Regions from separate parts of the Homo sapiens genome. Here region 2 is linked to region 1. The links are chromatin contacts, found by Hi-C or POLR2A ChIA-PET in ENCODE. All regions are on one chromosome and are shown on one strand. Each heading gives the region's core, a stretch centred on a gene start or an enhancer-like site at or near the end of the contact. The rest is flanking DNA. Distances are from core to core; before and after follow the strand shown.

The links. A loop is a pair of places that touch in the nucleus more often than their neighbours do. ChIA-PET counts read pairs that join two places held with the same protein, here RNA polymerase II (POLR2A). Pooled maps may share reads with other maps.
Region 2: POLR2A ChIA-PET joins it to region 1 with 9 read pairs in MCF 10A. The contact joins the promoter of TMEM9 here to the promoter of INAVA in region 1. A Hi-C loop is called at or near these places in 4 of 50 pooled maps. POLR2A ChIA-PET finds 5 or more read pairs at or near these places in 3 of 52 experiments (H1, MCF 10A and WTC11).

Annotation. Positions count from the first base shown.
Region 1 is chr1:200,891,303-200,898,291 of GRCh38, forward strand. It overlaps INAVA (innate immunity activator), which reads left to right and starts at 3,598. Exons shown (of 10, transcript NM_001142569.3): 1 at 3,598-3,785. RefSeq lists enhancers at 1-386, 3,492-4,002, 4,003-4,514, 4,515-5,025, 5,749-6,336 and 1 more and a silencer at 39-333.
Region 2 is chr1:201,151,785-201,158,773 of GRCh38, forward strand. TMEM9 (transmembrane protein 9) reads right to left here and starts at 2,690. Exons shown (of 5, transcript NM_001288565.2): 1 at 2,074-2,690; 2 at 1-68. The coding sequence starts at 2,139. RefSeq lists an enhancer at 1,927-2,076 and a silencer at 2,487-2,766.

The DNA.
Region 1 (6,989 bases), core at 2,348-4,847:
GGCGCCAGGGGTGTCCCACCGCGCGGGCGTCCGAAAGCGGGGCAAAGGGGACAGCCTCGCCCCTCGAGCGGCTGCTCCCGCAGCTCGCTCACCCCTGCGGGTACGTCGTCACTCCCGCGTGCGGCCCCGTCCCGACTCTTGGATCGGACTCTTCAGTCCCTTCTTGCGTCTTCCCCTCTTTCCTCTGGGCCTTGGTATGCCCCAGGGGACAGATGTCTTGGGATCTTTAACATTTGGGATGCTGCAAATGCCGAAGTTAAATGAAATACCTCCGGGGAGGGCAGGCCGCAGGGAGGCTCGGGGGGAGGGAAGATGGCCTGGACAAACAGGTCCTGAAGCTGCGAGGCTGGAGTGGAGGGCGCAGGGGCAGGCGGGCGGCGCCAGAGCTCCATGGGACAGGTAAGCGGGAAAACTTCGGGGCACCCAGTGCGGGTGAACTGGGGCGGGGGATCGGGCCCCTGAACCCACGGTCTTCAGCCTTAGCGGAGGGTGCCCTACAGGGAATGGGGTAATTTTTTCAAAGGGGCAGGAATTCTGAGTTCCTACCAAAAATGCACATTTCCAGTCCCTCAACCTTTCTCCTTCGACCTTCTTCGTGCCTGTGGATCTTCCTGGCCAGGTTCCGGGAAGCCAGAAAGCAGCCAAACAAAAGGAGCAAAGTCTCGGGCCAGCCTGGATGTGGAGGGCGCAGTGGGGGAGGGGAGCAGGGTGGACAGGACAAAGGGGCTTTTTAGAGAAAGCCTAGAGGTCTCATTTCAGGGCGCATTCCAAGCTGGCTTGGAGTTCCCCTGTCCCAGCCCACTTCACCTTTGCTTAGTGGAGGCGAACACCTTTCCTAGTGAGCAGGGAGCAGACGCGAGTAAGAAAACAGTGAAGGAACCATCTCCTACCCCTCTTGCCTGGAGGGTCCCGGGCTATTTCACTTCTTCCTTTTTTCACTGTTGTCTCTAGCGCTGGCCATTGATTCCTTAATTCTTGAAGTAAGATTTTAGCAGTGCCTGAGACTACTTTGCTGGGGGCTGTTGGGGATGTGAAGATGGTAGGACGAGGCCCTTGCTTTAAAGAACTTCCAATCTGGTGTTATCAGAAGACCCTAAAAGAAGGAACTTTTTTTTAAAAAAAATGGAGAGTGGATGGCTACAGCGCTGGGGAAGAGTTTTCTGACTCGGGACTTTTCCTCAGGAAACGAAAACACTGAAGAGGTCCAGTTTCTCTTCCCTGGGGAAGGGCTCTTGTCTGCAAAGATCAGATTCCAAGTACTATAATGTTTTGCAAGGAAATACCACTTCCTCACCAACTGGTGGTCTGGACGGCACTCTGGGGTTTGGGGCTGGGGCATCAGTCCCCTGACTCCCCGGCCTGACTGGAGTGGGGAGCTGTTTCAGATTCCCAGCTGGCCTCTGGAGTGCCCACCTCCCCCATTGGTATTTTGAATTGAATGACATGGCCATCAGAGAGCTCCAAGGATGGCTCCCCGGGGTTCTTGGCAGGAGGTTTGGTTAGCCAGCTCCCTTCCAAACCTCAGATTCTGCAAGGTTGGGAAATATTGAGCGTGAATTTGGGGGAGCAAGGTGTTTTTGAGAATTCCAAAGGATCAATGCAAACAGTGAGATTGAGCATCTGTACTAACCTCCCCTGAAGTCAGAGATGGAGGATTACCTGAGGGCAGGGATTCTTAACTGGGTTCATTGGCATTAGGCATCTGTAGATGGAATTCAGAGGATGTGTAAACTAGGTGAGGCAAAAAAAGATATCATTGTTTTTCACCAACCTTTAACAGATTTTAACATCACCTTTAGTTATGAAGACAACAAATCACAGTAGCATTGGCAGTACCTGTGACTTTGCCATTAATAGAATTCATAGTTTCATATCACACTGCAGTCACAGCAGTCTTGAAATGTTGTTTACACTCAGCCCTTGTGTGAAATTACCCACTGCTAGACCCTGCTTAATGTTAATAAAGAAGCATATATATTGCTATGTTTTTATATTTTTAGAACTTTATTTCATATAATTGACTTTTTTAGTGATCTTCTTAATTTTATTTTATGCTCAAGAAATGTGAACTGTGAGCCAATTCACAGCTGGTAGAAACTTCCACCAACCCCCACCTGGAGCTGGAGATGGGCAAGGTGGAGGAAGGGCCGCTTATGCCCAGAGTCAACCCCTCTCTGTTTGACTTTGTAAGAAAGTGCCAAGCCTCTATGGGGAGGGACGGTGTGTCACGGAGGACTGGGGAAGGGCAGGGCTGCAGGCTCTTTGGGAGACCCAGAGAACAAGCTCCCAATGGGGCGGGGGGAGGAAGAACTGTCCCCTCTTAGGGCCCCTCAGCCTCAGCCTGGGCAGAAAATGAGGTGGTCAGCCTGGAGCACTCTGGGGCTAGCATTGTTTGGAAAAAGGGTGTGTACAGGAATGTGAAGGTGTGCTGGGTGTGTGTACCGGAGCAGTGGGGGATGCTGGGGGACTCCAGCCCCATGAGTTCCGCTCCACAGGAGATGCCTGGTGAAAGCAAACTTCCTCTGTCATCCCTGCACTTGGGGGTAGGGAGTGGGGACAGGACTTTTTAGGGGCTGGGGGAGGGGAAGCAATCCAGACATGTATTGAGGCACTGGAATCTGGGTCGGGGGAATGGTGGGAAGATCAGAGAGTGGGGGGAAAGGGAGGTGGTAAGATGAAGACTTGAGGGGTGCAGCCTGCTGGGGACAGGCCAGGCAACAGTCAGCGTTAGCTCTGCTTCCGCCTTGAAATAGGCTAGATTCCAGTTTCCCATTTGCTTGGGGGTCGGTGGGATGGGAGATCTTGAGGCTTATTTTTTATAGGAAATAAGTTCCATTTTGGTCTCTGGCTCCTTGCATTTGGGGAGTGGACTTAGGGTCTGGGGTCACAGTGGACCTCCTGTGGAGTAGGAAACAGGACTTGGGCTCAGGTCAGTGCCTGTCAGTGCCCCATGAACATGCGTTGCTGGGGGATGGATGTAAATAATCAACAGAGAAGTGATGGCCTCGATACCCTTGGGGGACAATGTCTGGGATAAAAAGAACAGCCTGATCCTCTCTCTCTAGGATTCTAGAACTTCTGCATATTGGAATTCCAGCTGCCTTGCCTGAGGTTTTAAAATCCTCACTCGGGAGAGATAAAACCCAGGCCTTGGTCTTCATTTCCATATGTGGGGAAGAGCAGTGACCCATCCCTGTCAGTTTGTAAATGTCCTGCTTGTTTTTTCCATGGACAGTGGACATTTCACCTTGCTTCCGGGGTGCTTAACAGGCCTCAATTTCTGGAAAGAGAAACTGAGGTCAAAGGAAGGCAGGGAGAGCCAGGGTCAGGACAGGAGGGCACGCAGGTACCTCACAGCTCAGAATGTTGTACTAGGGTCTCTTGAGGCCATGAAGACATGACTCTTGTTGTTGTCTTCTTTGGGGATTCCTCCATGGGAGCCCCTTTTTCCCTGCTACCCTCCTGCCCCCCGGAAGTGCAGAGGCCCAGGAGCTGCCTGCTGGCACCAGTTGCACGGGATTAGTTCAGGGAAGGACTTGCTCACCTGCTCCTCCCCTCTGACTCAAGTCATAACAAGTAACCTGGTTCCCCTGGCCCGGCAGCCTGGGAGGGACGGCAAGGTAGGCAGGTGAGCCGAGACGGACGGACGGCCAGCAGCTCCGTCAGCTGGAGAGAGAGCACAGGCCTGTGGCTTGGGAGACCCTGAGGCGACATGTGAGGGCCCTGAGCCCCCTGACTGGAAGCAGGGGCTGTTTTTCAACTCCTGGACTAAAGCCCAGAAGCAGGTGAGGGCGGGGGAGGTGGAATGGGTCTTTGGGGCTGAGAGCAGGCTGGCCTGGGAGTGGAGGAGCCCAAGCAGTGGCCATCACCCCCCTCCGACCCCCACCCCCGCCAGCCTATGTCTGGTGTGTAGGGATGACAGAGGGGTGCTGGTGGGCTTGGACGGGAGCCTGTTCTTGTGGTTGCCTAGGCCTTAGTTTCCACCAGAGGGAGAGCAAGCAGAGATGAGCTGGGACAGGCAGGCCTGAGACCTGGCTTTGGGGGACACACTTGGGATAGAGGAGGATCCCCCATGGCCCGGCCTGAGGGAAGGTGCTCTGGAGTTTCCCTCCCTCCCTCTGTGCCCCTTCTGGTCTCCTCTGCCTTTTTCTGGGGACATTGTTCAGCCGGGTGGGCTGCTTTTTAGGGCCCAGTACTGGAGCTTGAAGAGGCCCAGGAGGGATCCCTGTGTTAGGGAGGGGGTGGGGATGTTACCTGAACTGCCTTTATCTAAAAGCAATGCCTTAGACACTTAAGACTCATAGCCTCCTGGGTGGGGGTGGTGCCCTCGCTCTCACCTGTTGACTCTGGGGCAGGTTCCCTACAGCTGTGGAGGGCGGCCTCGGCAGAGGCAGATGTGAGGGTCCGCTATGTGGCTGTACGGGTTTCCTTCTTGGCCTGACATTGACCAAGAGGTCGAGATTCAGACCGGGGACCTGGAAAGGCTTTAGACACTGTGCAGTCTTTATTGTGCACAGGAGGAAAGGAAGCCCCGGGAGGCCTGGTGACTTCCCCAAGGTAGTACAGACCGCAGCAGAACCAAGCCTTGAGCCCACAGCCAGGGGCTCTGGGCATCTGACGCTGTTCTCTTTGCTCTACTTGGGGCAGCAAGTCATCCCAGAGAGGACCCAGCATCAGGCTGGGACCACTGGGAAGATCAGTGCCTCCCCTTTGATGCTGGCAGTCAGAGACTGGGCTGAGCTGGGAGAAGGGGAAGCTGGCGGAGACGGGAGGCGTGCTAAGGTACCCCTCTGTCCCTGTAAGTCCCCACTCCTCTGCAACAGTCTCAGAGCCCCTGAGAAGCAGGGGCTGAGTTGGCCCAACTTTCCAAGGCAACTACTTAGTGGTTAATAATTAATTAGCAAGCGTGACTAATTAATGGCTTCCCCTCCCACATTACTTCCTCCTCTGTGCAAAGCAGACACACTCAGCATGCTAGCTGAGACCACCTTGCTTCCTACCTCTGGCTGCACCCTGCTCTTGGCTTCTGGGGAGGGTGGGAGGATGGCTAGGGTGGGTGGGAAGGGGTGGGGGTGAGCTGCCTGCTCCTCTGTCCTGTTCTTATCTCTACGAGGGATAGAGTTTGGGACAGATGGACAGTGCAGAGCTAATAGTCATCCTAAGTATCCTGCGGGGTGGGGTTCCAGAATATATGGCCAATCTTTCAGAACTTTGGCATGTTTGCAAAGGCCTCCCATAAAGTTAAAAAAAATAATTCTCCCATGCATTCTCTAGACTTCCTTGAATAATTGAAATTCCAAAGTGCAAGGTACATGTTGCTTTCAGGGCTTTGTGTTTGATTGTTGCTGCCTGTGGTTGCTGTGTTGTTTATGTAGGTCTATAAAAGTTCTTGATCGTCCTGCTCTTATCATCTTGATGGGTGGAGAGGTATCACCAGGGACCTGGCTGACAGCAGTCCCCTCTCCCTGTTGGCCTTGCTTTGTTACCAGCTTTCCCAAGGCCGACTTTTCTGTCGTGTTGGCTGCCTGAGGAGGGGTGGAGCTCACCTCCCCCACCCTGCGGCCCCGCGCTCTGAGGAGGCAGGATAGGCTCCAGACAGAAACTCGGAAGGACTTTTGGACTCTTGCTCAATGGGCTGACTCAGTGAGGAGGTGGCTGAGCTCTCTTTCCAGACCCAACCACCTGCATGGGCTCCGCCCACCCCTCCCACCCCTGCTGCAGCCAGCAGCTGCCAGGCCCTGGCCAGCTGGGACCCCAACCAGGGGTGTGGGTTGGTGAGGAGGGAGAGGGGGTGGGCACAGGTGTTATCTGGGTGACTGGTCCCTAGCTGAGCCGACACAATGGGATGGCACCTGTACCACCCAAGTGTTCTCCACCCCGAAGCAGGCAGAGGAGCAGGTGATCTCCTTTCTGTCCTTGCACAGCTTCTGCTCTAGTCACTGCTTGCCCCTCTCCTGTCAACTCTTGGCAACCCTGATAGACACAGCCCTGGGTCTCCCCTGGCTGTGGGGTGTAGGGGATCTAGGCTGATTCCCCTTCAGTGGTCTCCCAGGAGTAATTGATGGCTTGAAAGTTGTTTGAGGGCTTTGGGACAGCTCTCTGGCATACAGTGGCTGCACATATCTGCAGATGATGTGAAGTTCAGAGTCCAGGGCGCCAATTCAGAGAGTGGGCGTCCTGGACTTCGGAGGCCCCAGACCAGGGCCTTGGCCATGTGCCTGCCCACTTCTTGAAGTGTCCTCAGCCACTGGGGCGTAGGACATGCCTCACACCTCCTGGGTTCTTGGGTTGAGGATAGCTGTGTCCCATAAAGATGTCTTCCCCTTCCTCCTTTCTTTTTTTTTTGGAGACGGGGTCTCTCTGTTGTCCAGGCTGGAGTGCAATGGCGTGAACATGGCTCACTGCAGCCTTGACTTCTCCAGGCTCAGGCAATCCTCCTGCCTCAGCCTCCTGAGTAGCTGGGACTACAGGTGCACACCACTATGCCCAGCTAAGTTTCATTTTGGAGAGATGGGGTCTAAGTTGTCCAGGCTGGTCTTGAACTCCTGGGCTCAAGCTATCCTTCTGCCTTGGTCTCCAGAAATGCTGGGATTACAGGCGTGAGCCACCATGCTGGGCTTCCTTCCTCCTTTCTTTGTTATCCCATCCCATTTTTTGTCCCCTTCCTTTTTATCCTGTCTCTGCTCTTTTCCTTCTTGCCCTTCTCCCCAGTCGAGCGGTTCTTGTGGCTACCACAGCTGTCGACCCCCTTAGGCCTAGAGGACTTTGGCCCAGAGGGGAGTTAGGCTGGGCCCCTGAGAGCCCACTGAGAACAGGGTTTGCTGGTGAGGCCCACAGCCCCTTCTCTAGGTCAGCACCCCCAGTGCCAGAATCTCCTGCCCCAGATGGTTCCTGAAGCACAGTCCTCCCTTCCACTCCCCTGCTCTCAAGCATCTATTCAGCTTTTTGTAACCAAGATGGTTCATATCTAGCTTTTTTGTTATTGTTCT
Region 2 (6,989 bases), core at 1,440-3,939, 260 kb after region 1:
TTGTAAATGTGCCCACTGATGTTTCTATAAGGTGGACAGATGCATTTGCACCGGATATCTTCAGAACTCTGGAAAAGAAAGCACATGTCAAGTATGCAGAGACCCTGCCTGGGGTTCAGGGGGTTCAGGCTCTAGCAAGGTTGTCAACTTTCTGTTCCCCATCCTGTTAGGTGAACCATATCTATGCTCTTGAGCTTTCTCCATCCCCAAGTTCAAATCCAGCAAGGACTGCCACTGTAGGAAGCAAGCTGCAGCACCGGGTCCTAAAGATAGAAAAATGTCCAGATGGCAAATGAGACTCACAGAAAGTTGTCTAGGCCTGCCAGTCCCAAAGCAGGTACTTAGAGGAATGCGGGGAGAGGGATGAGGGGAAATGGGTGTGTGTGTGTGTGTGTGTGTGTGTCCTCTACCCCAGACCCCACACTTGTGTGTGCACCTCTGTCCAGTGGACTTGGCAGCCACCCTCTTCCCCACATTCCTTCTCCAACTTCTTAGGTAGGATTGGGGAAACATAAAGGGCGAGGGTGAATAAGAAAAAGTGGATCATTTCTGTGGGAATACTCAAGCAACCCCTTTGAAAGTTCTTCCCTTCTGGAATGAGTAAGAGATATCACCATAAATGTCTTTACTAATTAGGATTTCTGAGGAGAGAATGGAAACAAACTCTCAGCCTTAACCTTACTTCAAAGTCTGGATGATCTTTAGTTCCATAGATCTACCCAAACAGCTCCACAGGAATGTAGCAATAAAGAATGGAAGTTATCTCAGGAGTCCCAGAACTTAGGTGGGTCACCCTTAATAATGGAAACTTCAAACTGTATAGGACTTTACACTTACAGGGCATTTTTACATTGTCATGTAATTTGATTCTCCCTAAGCAGAGTAATAGATACAACTGCTACTACAGGTGGTAGTACTAGCACCCCTAAAACAAAAATTCGAAATGCTCCCAATCTAAAACTTGTTAAGCACAGACATGACCACAAAGATGATGTTAACATTGCAGAAAAGCACCTACAGACATGGTAACAATGAGTGACGGGCTTCTTGAAAGACTATAGCAGAGCGCATTCATAACAGAACAAGAAATCGTGTCAGTCTATAAAATCAAAGAGACTTCTAAGACAAAAGCTTGTTAATGAATCAGGTGACTGGCAAAAACATTTTTAAAAGCCATCTGGCAGAATGCCTCCTCATCTCTAGAGGACCCACTTTCTGGTCCCTCTACTGCTTCAGATACTACTTCTCACCTAAAAAAATACTGTGCACAGTAACCTTTAATCAAAACACAGCATCACAGCAGGAGACAGAAAGCCTTATGTTGCTGTGTCTAACAGCTGATACAGGTATTCTGGTGATGCTACTGTGCTTAGTTACCCTGAACACATCATTTATTTTCACTGTGTTAATAGTACATCATATTTTTTTACCGTTAAGAACTTATGTGTAACGTAAGAAAATATTTATCGGTAGCATATAAATTCATTGTCAGGAATGGTGGTGATGCCAACCAACCAGACTATCCACATGGGTGCCTGAGATAGTGACGCCTTTGCTTTCTGATGGTTCAGTGTAGATAAACTTTGTTTCATGCACACAATTATTGAAAATATTGTATAAAATTACCTTCGGGCTATGTATATACAGCATATATGAAACATAAACGAACTTCAGGTTTAGACTTAGGTCCCCTCCCCAAGATAGCTCATTTTTTATGTGCAAATACTCCCAAATCCAAAAATATCTGAAACAAAACATACTTTGGTCCAAAGCAAAGGAAGGTATGGAGAACTTAGATAACTTCTCCAAACTTCCTTGCTGGAAGTCCACCACTGATCTGTCTGATCAGAGTGAGCCAGTGCTCTGTGCCCCACCCTTCCTCACTCCTCACCCGCACTATCCTTAGGGAGGCCAGCAGCCTTGAACCTGAAGGAAGACCACTAAAAGAAGTATGGCCCATAGGTGAGTGAGAGGCAGGCTTAAGGAGCAGCTGGCTACCTCTGAGTCAGCCCTGTAGACAGGGTGGCCGTGCACTGTGGTCGTGACCAGGTGCTGCAGGCTCACCTCCCTCACCTTGTTGGCTTCAGCTGGGGGCACCAGCAAACACCCGACCACAGCCACCAAAGATAAGAGCTTCATGCTTATCAGGCTTGCTGGGCCAGCAAAGCCGGACACCTGGAAAAAGAGATACGGAGTCGGAGAAGGGGAAGGTGGCCACACCGCAGCCAGCACGCTAGGCCCTTAACCATCCGGCCAAGTGGGAATGGGGTTGGGGGCTGGGCTCCAGGATTCCAAGGCCTGCTAAACCTGGTCGCCAAACCCTGCTTCCCTCCCGCCCAACTCTCCGGCTCTCCGCCAGCCACCTGGTGAGCCCGGCAGAGGGGTCCTCGAGGGGACACCGCTGCCAGGGGCCTCCAGTTCCTTCTCAAGGCCCGGCTCTGACCCGCGCATCACGTCCCACCGCCCTCCGCCATCTCCGCCTCTGCCCGCCCCGCAGCTCCTCCCCGCTCGGGCCCGACGGGAACTTTTGGGTGCGAGTCTGGGACCCCTGCTCCGACGGCGAAGGCCGGTGCCCACCACGCCCAGAGGTCTTAAGCCGGACTGGGACCCCCAATAGCCCCGCGACCCCCGTCCCCTCCCCCAATGCCGCGTCCACGAACCTACAAGCCCGCTGCAGCCGCAAAAGACCCAGTTGTCCCCGCCCTCTCCTAGCTTCTATTGGTTGCCAGAGCAGCCCCTTAACCCGACCGCGCTGTCGCCATGGCAACAAGACCCGCCTTCACCTGGGCGGGGAGACTCTTGCGCAAGGGAGAGGCGGGCATTTCTCAAACCCGACCAAACCAGAAAAGGGAACGTCAGCCTTCCAAACTCCTGGGGAAGGGTCTTGCCTTTGTGTGGCCTGAGAACTCCCACTGCGGTGCTTCTCCCTTCCTTGTATTATAAAACTCAGCTTGTTTCATCTTGCTGTTTTAGAAAGAAAGCGCTTTATACACTGTAAGCTAGTAACGTCAACAAAAACGATACGAGATTGAAGGGCTTTGTCCTCATTCAAAATCTGGAAATGTTATTTAGGGATCCACGTCTTTGCTGCAGAAGACTTTCTGCGCGGCAACGTCTCTACCCCTACACACACCTCTGAGAAGGAGAAATCTAGGGTTGGCGATGGGTGGTGTGGGCTGGGCCTGTGAAGAGTGTGCACAACAGCGTCCTCAGCCTGATCCCCCTACCCCATGCTGGTGCTGGGCCTGGCAAAATGGGGCAAAGTGTGCATGGCCAGGATGCAGGGGTGAGGGTCCCTGGCTGCTATGTGGCAGATGTGAACTTCTTGCCAGCTGTGAAGGAAAGGGGAGTCATATGAATTCAGGGCACCAGACCCGGAGTGAGGACACCGGGGCTTTGGCCCTGGCGCTCCCCCTAAGCAGCTGTGTTAGCCTGGAAAAGATACCTCCCTTCTCTGGGCCTCAGCTTCCCTTACTTCCCTTATCTGTAAAATGATTCGGTTGGATTCTAAGATCCCCTTCAGCTTTGATATGTTGGGATTCCTTAGGGGTGGGTGGGAGGGGTATCAATATGGCCCAAACTTGAGGTTGGTGGCTGGATTAGCATAGGGGCTGGGTCCAGGTGGAATCAAGCCCCTCGCAGGCCCTGTGAACTGAGGTGGGCACTTATCTGGAGGCCACTGAGTTTGTGTTCCTCTCTCCTATGCTTATGTCTTATTCCTCTTTATATCCTTGCCACCTGGCAGAGTGACCTGTGTTTGGTAGGTGCTCAGGAAGTGTTTGCTAAACTGAATTCTATAGAATTAAATTAAATCTAGTTGGCAGGGGGCAGGGGCAGGAGGCCTGCAGTGTGATGCAAAGGTCAGGGGCTTTGGAGCTAGAGTGACCAGGGCAGGAATCCTGGTTCCTCCCTTCCTAGTTGTGTGAATTTGGGTGGTTTCCTTTAGGACACCGCCTTTGGATCTTTGGAAGTCTTTGGAATCCTTTCAGAAGTCTCGGTTTCCATGCCCATAAAATGGGATTAATATTACCAAATTTTCAAGGTGGTTGTAGGGATATAATGAGTTTACATATGCAAAGCACCTAGAACAGCATCTGACACAAAGAGGGAGGCTCTATAAATGGCAATGTTAGCTCATTGTGGAGGTCAGAATGGCTGCTTTGGTGAGCAAGCTCAGGCAGAGACAGAATGCCTACCTCGTGGGGGCAGAAGGGATAGTTCAAGTACTGGAAAAAGACACTTCTTCCCCCCATATACGTTCCATATGAAGGTGGGACTTTCATGGGGACAAAAGCATGGGGCTGAGTCTGTCACCTCCAATGGATGACCCTCTGACACACAACACTAAAGATACCCAATGCTGAGCTCACCATCTTCCTCATCAAACAGAAGGGAGGCCTTCCACTGTCATTCTGCATTTCTGCAGGTCCTAGATTGTGGCATCAAACTATCTTTGACTCCTCTCTCATATTTCCACATCTTGTCTATCCAGGTGTCCCCAGGAGGTAGCTATCATCACCCTGCCTGTATCTTTCCTCGGCTAGCATTCTGCTCCCTGAAATGCACTCCCTTCCTGTGTGCTCCTAGGTCCATCCTGTCTTCCTCCAATTCTGTTTTCAGCACATCGCTCATTGCTCAATCCCTGGTAGCAAGCACCCTGTTGCATCCAATTCAGACCCCTCCACTTGGCAACCAAGCCAAGTGGTTACCATTTCTGCACTTCCCCACCCCATCTCATCACTGGTTACTCCCCCCACCGGCTGTCCCTATATCTGACTTTGCTCATTGCAGTCCTCCATAGGACATTATCACCCCCAGCACTGCCAGTCGTTATCTTTCATCTTATTCAAATCTTTGCCCAAGCATTTGCCTTGCAGAAGCTTTTCCCAAATAGTCCTACCTGACCCAGGGCACCTCATTCCCATACATCCTCCATGTGCCCTGTGTTTATGAGCCATGCCAGTGAAGTGAGTCTGAACCTATTCATTAAATTTAATTCCATAAACATGTGCCAAGCACTATCTGTGAGCCAAACTCCAGGGCTCACAGATGCTAGGTACCCCAGGGATACAACAGACAAATCACATGCAACTCTGCTTTCAAGTAATGCACAACCTAATAGCAGACCAATCACATGGTCAGAATGTAACATAGAAAGTGATGTGTTGTAGAAGTGAAGCAGCCTTGTTGTCTGTGGTGACACTTGAGGTTTGTTGTCTCCTGGCCATGAAGATCAAGGAGGTAGACACACAAAGAGTGAGGTTAAGAGTGGAAATTTAATAGGTGAAAGAAAGACAATAGCTCTCTGCTACAGAGAGGGGTCCTGGAAAAATGAGTTGCCAATTTAAGGTGAAATGCAGGGGGTTTTATAGATGAGCTAGTGGGGAGGCAGTATCTCATCTATACAGGGCATCTCAAAAAAAGTTAGCACCAGGTGTGCCATCTGCATAGGGCACAAATCTCTGGCAGCTCCCAGCCCAATCTTTATTATGCAGGTGGTTTCTCTGCCTGAGCTTCTCCATGTTGCCCAGTTCTTTCTTACTGTACATGTGCTAACAAAAAAGGGAAGGTGGAGTCCCATGGTGAACATGCCTGGCCCCCCGGTAGCCCTTTTCTATGAGTGCAGCTGCCAGCATTCCTCCGTGCAAGCTTCCAGCTTCCTTATATATGTTTGCAGCCCAATCTTTGAGGCTGCTCTGTGTTAGAAAAGAAATGATTTCTAGGGCTGCTTCTTATTAGAAGGGAAGTTCTGCCAAGGACTTTTTTGTCCTTGCTATCTGCCTAAATAATTTCTATCTCCCGTATCAGAAATGCTTTTTCCCTTCAAAAATTTTTTGAGCACTGTGCTAGGTGCTGGGGATATCTCAGTAAACAAGACAAACCCTGTCCCTGTTCCCACAGAACTTGAAGTTTATTGCAAGAAAACCACAAATCAACAAGCAATGACAATTCAGGGTGGTAAGAGCTGTGCTGGGGGAAGGCTGCAGAGGCACTTGGGAAACCTAGACCAAGGGCCAGGGGAGCCCAGAATGGTGGAGAGGGGGCTTTGAGGGCAGTGAGGGCTACTTGGGCTGGGCCAGAGTGGTGGGCAGAACAATGTCGCACCCCCAAATGTCCACATCCTAATCCCTGGAACTTGTGAATACTGTCTTACACAGTAAAAGGCACTTTGCAAATATAAATTAAGGCCCTTGGTTGGGGAGAGTGGCTTGGATTATTCAGGTGGGCCCAATCTAATTAGATGGCTCCTTAACAGAGGAACCTTTTCTGGCTGTGGTTAGAGAAGGAGATGGACATGGAAGTAGGGTCAGAGAGATGCTATGCTGCTGGCTTCAAAGATGCAGGCAGGGGGCCACCAGGCAAGGACTGTGGGTGCTGCAGAAGCTGGTCAAGGCCAGCCAATGCATTCTTCCCTAGAGCTTCTAGAAGGAATGCAGCCCTGTAGACACCCTGATTTTAGTTCAAGAGAACACCTCCGTCAGACTTATGGCCTACAGAGCTGTCAGATAATACATTCGTGTTGTTTGAAGCCACCAGGTTTATGGTAATTTGTGACAGCAGCCATGGGAAACAAATACTGCCAGGAAGGGTGGGCAAAATTTGAGGCACAATTCAAGAGCAGGGTGATGGTGAGGAGGGCATTCTGGTGGGGGGTGGGGGCGGGGGCAGGGGCAGTGTAGGGAGAGCAAAGAGATGGGACTGGGGAAGTTCAGGGAGAGACATGTAGAGAAAGAGTCAACAGTTCAGTTTGTCTTGATCCCAGGACAAGCGAATGGGAAAGGAAGGCAGGGAGCTCAGTGACATCAGAGTCAGAATGTGAGCCAGGAGGGAGCCGGGAGCCCCTGGCTCGGGGCTCAGTGAGAGGGTGGAGACCAGGTAACATCAGCAGTGCACTCTCCCCAGCAGAGGAGGCCTAAGGAAGCTCTGGAGCCTTCCACTGCTTCCTCTCAGGACTTAGCCTTCATCCTGCCTCCAAGTTTGGAGCTCTA